Regions from separate parts of the Mus musculus genome. Here region 1 is linked to region 2. Evidence: chromatin contacts called from ENCODE Hi-C or POLR2A ChIA-PET data. All regions are on one chromosome and are shown on one strand. The core of a region is the stretch at or near the end of the contact, and the rest is flanking DNA. Distances in the headings are between cores, read along the strand shown. Region 1 overlaps Epb41l2 (erythrocyte membrane protein band 4.1 like 2). Region 2 overlaps Epb41l2 (erythrocyte membrane protein band 4.1 like 2).

The links. Hi-C counts contacts between places; a loop is a spot of excess contacts on that map. ChIA-PET counts read pairs that join two places held with the same protein, here RNA polymerase II (POLR2A).
Region 1: a map of regulatory T cell shows a loop between it and region 2 (2.4-fold over the local background). The contact joins two enhancer-like sites. A Hi-C loop is called at or near these places in 3 of 37 maps with a recorded cell type or tissue (T-helper 17 cell, heart and regulatory T cell). POLR2A ChIA-PET finds 5 or more read pairs at or near these places in 1 of 5 experiments (embryonic stem cell).

The regions. Positions count from the first base shown.
Region 1 is chr10:25,447,568-25,454,321 of GRCm38, reverse strand. All of the region lies in intron 3 of Epb41l2 (erythrocyte membrane protein band 4.1 like 2), which reads right to left. Among named protein-coding and RNA genes, the nearest start is that of Smlr1, 85 kb to the left of the region's middle. Within about 2 kb of position 4,846, at least 2 of the 3 ENCODE cell types and tissues checked have a DNase peak (open chromatin) inside an H3K27ac peak, as active enhancers do.
Region 2 is chr10:25,401,008-25,407,870 of GRCm38, reverse strand. All of the region lies in intron 1 of Epb41l2 (erythrocyte membrane protein band 4.1 like 2), which reads right to left. Among named protein-coding and RNA genes, the nearest start is that of Epb41l2, 45 kb to the right of the region's middle. Within about 2 kb of position 3,020, at least 1 of the 3 ENCODE cell types and tissues checked has a DNase peak (open chromatin) inside an H3K27ac peak, as active enhancers do.

The sequences.
Region 1 (6,754 bases), core at 3,597-6,096, 45 kb before region 2:
AAAAAGTTCACAAAACTTACCAACCACATTCTGAAAAACTAATTTTTTTTTATACCAAATTTCAACAAGCTTGACAGTTTATATCCCCCATGTGCCACTCGATAACCCAACTTACATCTCAGCATTGCACAACCAGGGAAAAGAAGGGTGCAGTGGGGAGACTGCTCTAACTCCAGGCATGGACAGACATTTTATGTGTCTGTATGTAGGGCTGATCTGTAGAAGTTCACACGTGTGCCCATACGGCAAGGGGTACACATGCATGCGTGTGCGGTCTCCCTCATCCTCAGTTCTGGAGAAGAGGTCTCGGGATCCACAGCTCACTGGGTTCAGCTCAACTTCTGGTTAGCCAGTCCAAGGGATCCTGTGCCTGTGTGCCCAGCTGTAGCCGGTCTGCGCCTGCCTCACAGGGCTTCCTGTGTGGACGCTGGGGATTCACTCCAGGTCTTTGTGCTGACACTCTGTGGGCTGAAACTCTCACCAGCCCACATCTTTTTTGGTTTTGTTTGTTTGTTTCGGTAGAAGCTACATAATATATTAGAGACGTGCAAAGGAGATAGAGAAAATAAGATAGTTAAGATGTGTTTTCAAAAATATTTTACTCGAGGACTAGCAGACTAGCTTATGAGAAATTTCTCTTTAAACAAACCAACCAACCAGCAGCCCCCAGCTAACGGAAGGCAGACTGAGATGTGAGCCTCAGCTCAGGCTCTGGGTCTGCTCCGTTATTTGTGGCATTCGTAACTGAAGCCAAAACAGAACATTTCTGGAGGCCCCTCAACTTGGAGGAATCTGGGCAACTGCTTACCCAGCATATTGCAGAGGGTGCCACACATCATGGCAGTTTCTAAAACACCATCACTGTCTCCGTGTAGGCCCCTCCACAGTGCCCTTATTGTGTGCCAAGAAGGCAGTGACGGGAACCACACAATGCAATCCATACATTACTCCCCAGAGCTATGCATTCTACACTCGCTCAAAACTACACTGTGCAAATATAAAAGGGCAAGAACAACGGTATGCACAGAGCCAACATAACTCATTTACCGTGGTGGGGCCGAGGAAGTCAACTAAGGCTGTGCAAAGGAGGAAAGAGCCTCAGCCGGAGGGCATGACTGTCAGTTCTTTTCCCGCCAGTGAGTCACCTGTCCCGCACCTGTTCCTAAAGTTCATTCAACTTCTAGCAAAAGGAAACCGGAGCCAATGACCTTTTTTTTTCTTTAATATGTTCAAAACATAATTCTACAAGTAAATAAGTCATTTATGTTTCTCTGATCATTGATAAAAATTCAAAAAATTGAAAAGGTTATTTCAAGAACTCAAAAAATTCCTCCCAGGCTCAGGCTCAGGCTCACTCTGGACTGTCCCAGATATCTCTGCCTCTGCCTCTGCCTCTGCCTCTGCCTCTGCCTCTGCCTCTGCCTCTGCCTCTGCCTCTGCCTCTGCCTCTGCCTCTGCCTCTGCCTCTGCCTCTGCCTCTGCTCTCCTTCATATCTACAATAAGCCTCCCTCCACACCTAGAACAGTCCTATCCTCCTCCTGTATTTCTTTTTGTCATTCACTACCAATAGGCGGGCACAGGCAAAGCTACCACAGGCTCAACACAGTGCCCAGGAGAAAGGATCTCTAGAAGAAAGAGTCAAAGATGATCACTCACACTTTGAGTTACTTTCAAATGGCAAGTTCATTGTTTGTCAGAAAAACAATTCTGGCATTTTAAAACCAAAAGTGGAAAGACACCTACAGAAATTCCTATTTGAAGGGGAAAAAAAAAAAAAAAACTACAACTGACTGAACACACACATTTTCCTTTGTCCTCATTCTCAAAGCGGTACAAATTAATATCTACTTACACTGTATCAACAGTGTTATAAACTCTAAGTGATCTAGCAATAAGTTCAAGTATACAGGAGAATATACATATAAAAAATACTAGGCTGTTTTACTATTTTACAGAAAAGAACTTATGTTGTGTGGCTCTGGGTATTTGTGGTGGTTCTGGGAACCAACCCCCGCACCCCTTTAGAAAACCAGTAACAACCAAATTTGCAAAAAAAAATATATATATTTTAAACAGAATAGCAAAAATAAATAAAAAAATAAAAAAAAACTTCCATTCTAGCCAATTAAATAAGCATGCAAAATAACGTACTTATCTAGAAATGTGTAAAAAAATGAAAGAATGTCAACACTTATAAAATCATCTCTAAGAAAACTATCAACAGTGTCAAAATAGAAGTTGTAAGACTGCTAGAACTAATTAAAATTCTTAAAAGAATTTTTAAAACCTAACTTTAATATGTGTTACATTTAAGGTAAGAATCCACAAGTTTATTTTAATCCTGCGATGAAACAATTATAGAAAATCTGTTACATAAACTAAGATTTAGAACTGAAAACATACACTTAGTTCTGATCTCTAGACAAGGTATATATCTAGTTTAGTGAATGCACAAACATATTTATTCTCTCTCAGAGTCTCCTTCTCTTCTCTCCTCTCCCCTCCCCTCCCCTCCCCCTCCCCCTCCCCCTCCCCCTCCCCCTCTAGCTGCTTTGGTAACTCAGCCCTTCTATCTATCCTTACTCTCCTGACCCCTGGCCAGGCTCAGGCTCAGGCTCACTCTGGACTGTCCCAGATATCTCTGCCTCTGCCTCTGCCTCTGCCTCTGCCTCTGCCTCTGCCTCTGCCTCTGCCTCTGCCTCTGCCTCTGCCTCTGCCTCTGCCTCTGCCTCTGCCTCTGCCTCTGCTCTCCTTCATATCTACAATAAGCCTCCCTCCACACCTAGAACAGTCCTATCCTCCTCCTGTATTTCTTTTTGTCATTCACTACCAATAGGCGGGCACAGGCAAAGCTACCACAGGCTCAACACAGTGCCCAGGAGAAAGGATCTCTAGAAGAAAGAGTCAAAGATGATCACTCACACTTTGAGTTACTTTCAAATGGCAAGTTCATTGTTTGTCAGAAAAACAATTCTGGCATTTTAAAACCAAAAGTGGAAAGAATATTAGAGACTTGATGACTACTCAAAATTCGAATCCATCCTTTCAAGAGGAGGCATTATTAAAGAAAAGACTTTGGAATAAGGCATTGCTGATTCACCTTTTCAAGCCCAACCCAGTCAGATTCACTACTTCAAGAAAAGCCAAGAAGTCTCATAGATCCCTGCAGTCTGCCAACTCCTGAGGGGTCTCTTATGTAGAATGCTCTTACTCCTGGGCCTGAACAACCTTCTGCAGAACTATAATGAATTATTTTCACTCACTAAGGCCTGGAAGAATTTCTACAAGTCAGTGCAGTGAGGATCAGAGAAAGATGAAATGAGTAACACAAATGCTATCAAGCTATCTTAGGAAAAAAGGATAAGAAGCGTACAAAGCAGCAGGACGTGGTGGTGCACACCTTTAATCCCATCACTCTAGTAAAAGAAGTAGGATCTCTTGCAGTCAAGGCTAGCCTAGTCCACAGAGCCAGAGCAGGTTCCAAGACACCCAGAGCTACAGAGAAAAGCCCTGTTTCTGTACAAGAAAGTAAATGGGAATAATTACTCTTCAGGAGAAGTAACTTAGACAAAGTCTTACACGAATGCTCTGCAGGGAGAAAGTAAAGTTGTAGGTAAAGAAGCAATGAAAGTATTAAAGAAAATCCAACAAGAACTTAGCAGCTGCTCAACAACAAAGACTCCTTCACATGTCATTGTGTGATAACTGAACACACTAACAGCATGTGAGCTGGATATGAATCAGATGCTAGAGACCAGAGAAGAATCGTGTAGCTGAGGAACACAAGGAGAGATCATGTGACCAGAAACTTTACAACTCAGGATGTTGAGGATAAGGTCATTTTGTATGAACAGGGGAGGGAAGATAGCCTGGGGTCACACCTAACAGTCCCTAGTGACCAGCTATTTGTGGCTTAAATAAGAGTCCGTCCAGCTGCCACAAATGTAGGTTCTTTGAATTTTTCAAGTGAAACCAAAAGGTTCTACGACTTCCATGGCATGACACCCTTTGCCACTTTTTTTTTTTAAGTCCTTCAACACAATTACAACCTTAAACCTTTTTAATAACCTAAGGAATAAACTGAGAGCTGGTCAGAGACACTATGTTTGGATCTAGTCACTGTAATTTTAAATTTGCACATAAGTTATTCCCAGTTCCAAATACACGCACACATGTACACACATACCCATCTCTGTGGGATTTTAGAGTATTACAACTTCTAGATCCACTAAGATCTAGAAGTATGATCTAGAGTATGCAGATAACTTAAGGGTCACAACTGTAGCTTGAAAACAAGCCTGGTTGACAAAAGTAGACACAAAGACATAGCACACCCAAAGGCAAGGATAAGAAACTGGATTCTGGGTGTCAGAATTAGTCCAGAGAAGCACTGCAGACCTCGCTGCACTCCGTTCTCTGCTGACAGCCTGTTTTCTGACTGCCTTATTCATTAATCAGGACAAATGGTTGTGACATTTCTGTGTGGGCTAAAACAATGCCTTCAATTCACAGACAAAACTAACACGAGGGAAAACGCACACATGCCAGAGGAAAATGTGAGCTTTTACTCAGGGCGCACACACAATCACACTTCTCAAGCCTCCCCAGTCCAGACTTATTCCAACTTTCAAAACTGCACACAGATTTACAAGCCCGAGAAAGTCCAGCTCAATCCTAGAAAGACAGGAAGCCAATGTTTTCATTCTTGCTGAATCTGAGGCCAGAAGAAAAGGCAGGAAGTCACTTGCCCAAGACCTAGGGAGAGTCAATAGGAAGTAAACATAAGCATCCTGCTGCCCCACGGCTTCACATCAACCTCACTGGATCGCTCCTTACAGGAAGAGCCCTGCTGCTTTAGCACACCGAGTGGGTAAGTGACTTCTGCTGCAGCGACATAGAGACTCCCACAGTCGAGTGTCTGCAGCCAGCATGCAGAATCCAAAGACCCTAAAATTCTGCACAACTCAAGCTCTGGTACCAAATTAGGTTGCCATGTATCACTTAAATAACAGAATGGGATGAAAGTTGATATGGCCTTCATTTAAAAATATAATACTCCTCATTGCCTAGGTGGTACACACCTTTAATCTCGGCACTCAGGAGGCAGAGGCAGGGAGATCTCTGTAAGCTGGACTACATGGACAGTTCTAGGCTATTCAGGGCTAGATATATTTTGAAATTTTTTTTCTCGAAAGTAGTAGTAAAAATAATAATCCTCAAAAGTATTAAAATTGTGTGCAATTCAATTTATCAAACGATATTCTAGAATAATATATAAACAGCAATTTTCATGGACAATAATGAAAAGGTACTTAACAATCTGAAACAAATGCATAAAGATATAGTAGGCTTTGGATAAAAGGAAAAGCATTAAGTCACAGTGAACTATCACTTCCTAAGCCTGAGCGCACACAACTGAGTGCACACTGTCAAACCATTTCCATGGGGTCCTCTGAGCTTAAACAATCCATGTCTAATGTACTGTGTCCAATCACTGCTTGTCACTTCCACCTTCTGGGACTCTGGCAAATGTGTGTGACATTCTTTAACGTGTTAATTTTAACCTGCAGCTCCTTTCTCAAAAGAACTTCAACTTCGAAGGTGACAGAAGTGTTTGAAACCAGTTTATTTGGCAGCTGTCTTTATCCTGGGGCTCTAGAGCAAAATAAACAGGTTTCAGGGGGTCCCTGAGAGAAAAAAAATTTTGAAACAGGAACTCCACCCCCCCTCAAAAAAAAAAAAAAAAAAAAAAAACCCAAACCAGTAAGGCAAGTCCCATGAATTCTACTGTCGCAGATCCTGGAGGAGGCTGAGGGGAGAGCACTCTCAGTTCAGGTGTTCGAGGCCATCCTTAGTAACTTAGTTACACCCATGTCAAATATGTTCTTGTCAATATCCATTCCTCCTCTACACGCATACATGGGTATACAGAAATGAACATATTACATAGATTTACAAAGCAGTAAAAATAATATGTATATGAGTACCTTACACATATCCTGAATGTTAATTCTATCTGTCGAGTGATGACGATTAGATAGGACAAGCCAATCTTACAGAGTTATGTTTCCTAGCATTAAAGACATTCAATATTACATCAGATAGTCAAAGACGGACCCTTCACTGACAAAACCCTGATAGGTAGGTAATACAAACAGCAGTTTGCCACACTGACAAGTCACATAAAGCCCGTCGCCTACGTGGACCACGCATGCGTATGCTAACAGTGCAGTGGACCACGCATGCGTATGCTAACAGTGCAGTGAACTGTTAACACCCCACCCCTCAGCTACTGCAACAACACAGCCAACACTTTCCAAATCTTAACTGGCAGCTTGGCCTTTTCAGTCCCACTATTCCTGGCCCCTTTGCTCTAGGGGTCAGTTTTAATCTTATACTGGCATTTGACGTCTTCCAAATCCTGTCTATTCAATAAAGACCCTGTGAATGGACATTCTATATAGACTTCCTACAGTGGTCAATTTTCTTTTATTTGTTTTTCAAGATGGAGTTTCTCTGTATAGCCCTGGCTATGCTGAAACTCACTCTGTAGAGCAGGTCTGCCTCTGCCTCTGCCTCCCAGAGTGCTGGGATAAAGGTGTGCAGCACCGCTCCTGGCTGGTGCCAGTTATCTAATGGTTTCCTCTATCAATGTGGGTGAGAAATGACTAGGCCCTCCTTACTGACATGTCGTATAGAACCTAAGACCAACTGAAAATCAGACACAGCACATACAGAAATAGAGAGCCTCAA
Region 2 (6,863 bases), core at 1,771-4,270:
TACGGATGCCTCCAACAGCTACTCTAACAAGAAGCAATGTAGGGCTGTCACAGTCAATCAAAAGGAAGACTCTTTACAGTGGGAAAAAACAAAGTTTGGCATAGAGGACATACACATCTACCATCAGCTACATATAGTGAATTAGTAAGCAAAAACTATTCAAGGGAAATGAAAGAACTTAGGTTCATTATAAGAAACACTGAGTGCTGCCACAGGGGAAAAACAATTTTTTAGTTGTTTTCCCTATCATAACTAACCACCTGGCCTGCTGTAGTTGCCCAGGTGCTGCTTGTATCTTGATGTTAACTCTGCTTCCTCAAGAGGGGCTGCCCCAAGGAGGAGCAGATGATGCCCTCAGGTGATCCTTCTCACTGAACCTTCTCCCCATCCTGACTGGTCACATAAAGCTAAGGCAGATGGCTGGGCAGGGCAGGGGGGAGTACAGGAGGTCTCAGAGAGATGGAAGAAGAGAAGATGGTTGGAAGATGGAGCAGAACCACATGGTCTGGAGAAGCCACAAGTAGCAAGGGGTCTCATAGCTGGGAAATAAATTAGTATAGTGATAGATCGTCCCAATCTATATTATTATATATTATACTATAAACATAATAACTGGTTGTGGTTTTTTACATGGGCTTATGGGGGGTAAGAAATTACCACAACATAAACCAATTTGTTATATTTCTCTAATACCTAAGATGTCATCTCTAGAGAACTTTCCATACCCATCCCAATCACTTTTTAAATCTTGTAGGAAATTACATATCAACTTTGCCAAGTGACAACTAGACTTAGACTCACCTCGATATCTGGCTGTCTGTTTTTCCATCTTTCTATTCTTGCTCTCTCCCTACCTACAAATAGATGCAGTGATTCAGCCCTCCTCACTCCCTGCTGATGAAGAGTTTCAAGACTAAGAATCTCCAACCTCCCTCCTCGCTGCAATAGCTCTCAGAGAAGGGCAGCCGTGCTGGCTGAGTCCTTCCTACAGGACCAGTACCAGGGAGGCTAAGACAGGGTGAATGACGGGGTCAGGGTAGCCTGCACCAGTTCCAGGCCACAGATACAGACTCAGAAAATAAAGCAAGAAACTGGGTGCTTCCCCACCTGCTTCTTGGTACTCCTCCACCTCTCACCAACGTTTGTCTCAGCTCATATACAGTCCTGAAGATTTACAACGACTGCAGAGATGTCCGTGAGTTTGAAGCCATAATAAAACTATACCTTTAACCAAAACACAAGTGCCAAATATGCCAGACTTGCTCATTCCTCAGAGATACTCCTTAGATCAGCAAGGCCAGCCTAAACCCAAGAGATCCTGTTTCCCCACGTGCTCCCCAAGGGTCAGAACATCTTCAGTAAGACATGAAAAGAGCCCTTGACAGCCCCCTCTAGGAAGAAGGGAGAGGAATAAAGAGAAGGGGATGGAACAAGAGAACAACAACCTTGTTCCTGTGTGGAAAACCTGGCATGGTTAACAATGCTGAGCCAAATTTAAGAGCAGAGTAAATGGCAGAAGAATATGTGTGAACAACAGCCAATGGAATTAGAAAGCTACAAATTCTTATAGGAATTCGGTAATATATAGGCAAATACATTCCAGAATAAAACATAGGTGAGATGTGAGTTACTTCATCAAAACATTTTTTTAAAGCTCTCAAGTATGCTGGAGAGGTGGTGGCCAGTAAAGTGCTTGCTGTGAAAAGACCGAGTTGGATCCCCAGCTCCACACTGGGGGGAGGGGGAGGGGGAGGAGGGGGAGCACAGTGTGCACATAAAGCTTCCAGGACTCTAACAGAGTAGAAAAGAAAAATATCCAAGATTCACATGCTAAAGGTAAAACACGCTTTAACTCCAACTCCTTTCAAGTCTCTACCAATAACTCAAAGGGGCAACAAAGCAGCCGAATCATAGCACTTCTCAAACCTGCCCCTCAGGTGAAATCCCAGAGTAGCTGTGTCTGGGGGGTCTCAATTGTTTATTTTTTCATACTCAGAGTGACAGAGGGACTTACCTCTCTGCGGTCAATGATCTCTAATTTACTCTAGAGCACACTCACACTTGCCAAACTCTCCCGCTCAGTGAGGCCACGCAGCGCACCGTGTGTACTTACAGGTGTCCGGACTGCACGGGCTGAGTCTAGCCTGCCTCTGAGAGTAACTGCCATCACCAGCAATGCACTGATCTTGCTTTACCTTCTTCATCTAGAGGGAAGACAACTGACAACTACTCGTTACTTAGTGTACCTTAAAGGTGTAAGTATTTTCAAAAGAGTCTGGCATGGCAAGCTACAGACAAAGACAGAGTGAGTGAAGAAAGATATCTAAGCCAAACACACAGCTAAGACCCACTTTCCAAAGCGTACACGAATGTGTTTATAGAGCATTTACTCCATAAGCTATGACTGCATAGCACAAGGATAAAAACAACATATTAATAACAATTACATGTAAAGGGAGGAATAAGACTGGCACATTATTTAAGACTCTCTGCATTGCAAAGTCTATCTAATACACCTCCGGTAAGCAGATCCAATCTCTCAAGTCCACACTTGACATTTAACAAAGTTCTTCAACCTTTAGAAAATAGGCTGGTTATCAATAGCTCTCTCAGAAAAACTGAAAATGTGGTCTTCAGGTGAGGGAGGGAGAAGAGAAGGAGAAAGGGAGAGAAAGAAGAAAAGGAGGGAGGGAGAGAAGAAGGGAGGGAGGGAGACACACACACACACAGAGTGAGAGCGAGCACCAACTGTTTTCTCAACTTCTTGTCTCTGAAGAGTCTGAAATCCCTGCCTCACCTAGTGTCTTCTCCCAAACTGTCTTGCAAGTGACACGGCTCACAGCTCACGGAACCTATAGCTGGAGTTCTATCCCATGCAGTTTTCAAAGCCTGCTGCACTGTCATCCCCTGCTCACACCCAGAACTGACTCCGTGCAGCATCTCCCAGCAGTACCTCACCACACCGCTTCCTTTAGACAAGGGCAGACCACATAGGGAAAAGACAGATGATCTGGTGGCTGTGGGGGTGATGTCACTATCAGCCCTGGCTCTGAACAGCCCACCCAAGGCTGCCTACCAAGGAAATGGCTCTTCTCCAAGCCCTAAGAGCCTCACTCAGTGAACTGCGCTCCGCTTTCAACTTTTCACAGAACACAGCATCAAATCCTGCTAGGACAATCTTAGAAGGACCAACCATTCTCAGCTCTCTTTATTGGGTAGCAGGTCTCAGAGGGACTGGGTTTTGTACTTCTATTTACAGGCAGTTCCTGAGACTAAAAACTGATTTGGGGGCCTTTGGGATTTAAAAAAAAAAAAAAAAAAAAAAAGGACAGCACAGCACATCGTTAATCCTTATCTCACCAAAACCAGACAGTAAGCATCTTAGAGAACACGCCGGCTATGGGCCTTGCCTATCAACGTAGGCTAAGGAAATCTGTCTGTCTCCAATGGCTTATCTCCATCATCAACTCAACTGTCTGTGACAGTGTTCCAGAGATGTGTGGCAGAGCCCCTGACTTCCCCATGCAAATGAAGCGTTCTAAACGCAAACACCTGCACTCACTACCCACACTCCTGCTTTCCCCACGGGCCAGGACAACCATGTGTTCCTACTTGGAAATCAACCTCTGACGGTTTTCCTCTTCTCACCATTCCCATTTCCTGTTCCCACAGTCACCCCACCTTCCAAGCTTCCCCAACTGTGACCCAGAAATATTTACTGTCTGATGCAACTCACAAAAGCATAGCAAACGCCACCGCTTTACCGGAAACCGTGTTTTCAAATGAACGGCCTTCCCTCTCCTTCCTCTCCCTCATTCACATAAGGGTTTTATAAGCACCATGTGGTCGTGAGTCTCATATTATTTACTGTTCCCCTTTAAGACCCTCAAAATAACTCTCTTGAAAACCCAGTCCACAGCTGCAACCTCACCACAACCTCAGCTTCTGGTTCTCCCTATCTTTTCAATGCAAACCTCAAACACCAATTCCAACACTTGCTTGACCGACCATAAGGAGTCTATGCCCCTACTCCCCTCCTGAAGCAGCTTGGATCCCAAACGTCATCAGCGTGGCACCTTAACTCCTTGCCCACTCTTGCACCACCCAGGTTTAGAGCTGCCCACACCCAGGTCATCTAACCCACCTATTTCATGTATGAAAGCCTCAACGAATGAAAAGTATATTTTTTGTTAAACCATCATAGAAACTGTTCTCAGTCTCGGTATTCAGGCAAGGCAACTCTTTACTCAAAACACTCAGGAGGCTGAGGCAGGACTGTCATAAGTTCAAGGCAAGCTTGAGCTAGAGAGGGAAGCCCTATCTCAAAGACAAAGAAAATAAATTATCTGACAGTTACAAACCTTAACAGGACCTTTGCTGATCCCAGAAAGTCCTACCAAGTTCTTGAGTCATACTCATTTCCACAATCACAGACATCAACTTTCTATCTGTACATACTTTAAAAAAAAAAAAAATGTCAAACTAAGCCATCCTTCAATGGAAGAGAATCTGATATCATCTCTAGCAAACTCTATACAATGCCAGACACTTGAGGAGAGGAAGAGGGAAGGGAGAGTGTGAAGGGCACAGAAGGATTTATTTGCCCATCAACTGAAGGCTGAACTCTCATAACACCAAGCTCAAGGGTGCATAGCTGCTTAGCAAGAGAGGAACCTTTACTCTCAAACAGTGGCTCTATTTTCTTCCCTAAATGATGGTAATATTTGTTGTATTCTCTTTCAAAGTAGTTCGTGTGCAGCCATGCCTTGCTTGTCCAATCACTGCTGGGTATAACAGCTTATTGTTTAACTATAATCTGTCTAACCATGCAAACACTTGGGCAATCAGGCATGGTCAATTTGCAAGAGTCAAGTCCAATGCCCTACTAATGGGCCTCTCAATGAAGGAATAACTTTCCCACAATTTATCTCTCATTTGAATCCAACTGTCTATGCTTTCACATATTCCAAAACAATCAAAATAACAACACACACTTGTTAGTTACTCTAACATGTAATATTTATACACATAAAAGATTAAACCCGAGAAAAAATTAAGTTGTCTCTCTGAAATTCAAGTCAGTACAAGTGCAGGCTGAGGCAGTCAGTCTACCTGCGCACAGCACAAGGAACCACCCAGCTCAGAGCTCAAGGGCGCTCAAGCTCCAAGACTGGATCTCTTCTGGCCTCAAGGATCATTTCCGTCACTCTCAGACCCAGCTCCTCCTGACAGGTAAAGATGGAGAGGGAGGAGAGAAGGGGAGGGAGGAAGGGTAAACCCAGGATTAGCATCCACTCTGAAAAATTGCCACTACAAAAAGATGCGTGCAAAGCTGCCAAAGTAGAAAGAAGAGTGGGCCAAAACCAGGGCTGTAAACAGGAGAAACAGGGGGCAAGAAAAACTGGAAGAACAAAAATTACTCAAGGAAACTTTACCACAACCAATCAAAACGCAGCATGTGAAGCCCAGTCAAGGAACACGTCTACAAAACAACTTGCACACCTAAGGCTAGGGGAACCCTGGTGAAGAGGGTCAGAAAAGACTGGGCGAGCCAGAGGATCTCTTCTGCAAGCCTGTTTCTCCTAGTAATGCCAGTGGCTGCACACACACTCTCACCAACGTGCGTGGCTGCCTAAACACAACCGAAGAAGGACAACAACAGACATGCCAAAATGACACAGGAAAGCCCACAGCCCTCAACCCTACACTAAGTAGTACAGTCAACTATGGAACATAGCTATGTGAGAGTATCAGACATAATAGTCTTCTCCAGGGAATAGCATGCTGACTAGTTATCCAATACCAAACGGTCAGCCCTGAAAATATACATACAAGTAACATTATACAGACGGAGCCAGTTATATTTAGGAATATGCAGTTAAATACAAATACACATACATATACATATTTAACAACAATTTTAAAAGGTCATAAATATGAAAGAGAGCAAGGAGGGGTATATAGGAGGATTTGGAATGAGAAAAGGGAAGGGAGAAAATATGTACTCATATAATCTCAAAAGTAAAATATAAAATTCACAATCACCTATACACTGCTCCTTTCATCTTAAATGTAACAAAAATCATAAATGTTATACTGCAACACCACGAGGTGACAATAAAACACACAAAAACATCCATTTCTACTAACATATGATAGAGTTATCAGGTGAAGGCAGGAAACAGAACCCTCAAAGGGTCAACTTCTGTTATTTAGCTTGGAGCGGGGGAGCAGATGGATAGACAGCCTCTTCCTCCACGTCCACAGTAACTGGACCATCTTGCTATTAGAAAGCTTCATGAGTCAGAGTCTCTAAAGAACCTGGTACACAGCCTGTGGCCTCTGCTTGCTTGAACTGGACTGTTCAACCTCCCCAGTTTTAACATCCTGCTATGAGGACCAGCACTGCTCTGACAGGATGTAGCCTCTCTGCTCTGTCTACCAATGGATCTGCCTTCCAGTGGGACTGAAAACCACTGTGCTAGATGAGGAGCAAAACCTGCTTAACACAAATACAATTATTAAAATCAACATTGCTGAGTATCACAAAACATTAAGAGAGAGGTTTTGCCCTAATCTGCTTCTTCCGTGCATTAGTGAAAAGCTTAGGTGCCCGCAACAAAAGCCAAAAGTCAGGCAGGGAGCACAGCAGCATCTGGAGCCCTCCTCCTCACCAGGGAAGCTTACTGTATGACTGGATGCTTATGTGTGGCAAAAGCTAACTTAAGTCAGAGTTCGGCGAGACACGAACCCAACCAATACTACCTTCACTCCACATGTCCAAGCACATTCCACAAGAATAATCCCTCAAGACTTTTATTCTAAAGGCTAAGGATCTGGAATAGTAACTTCCTAAAAAAGTT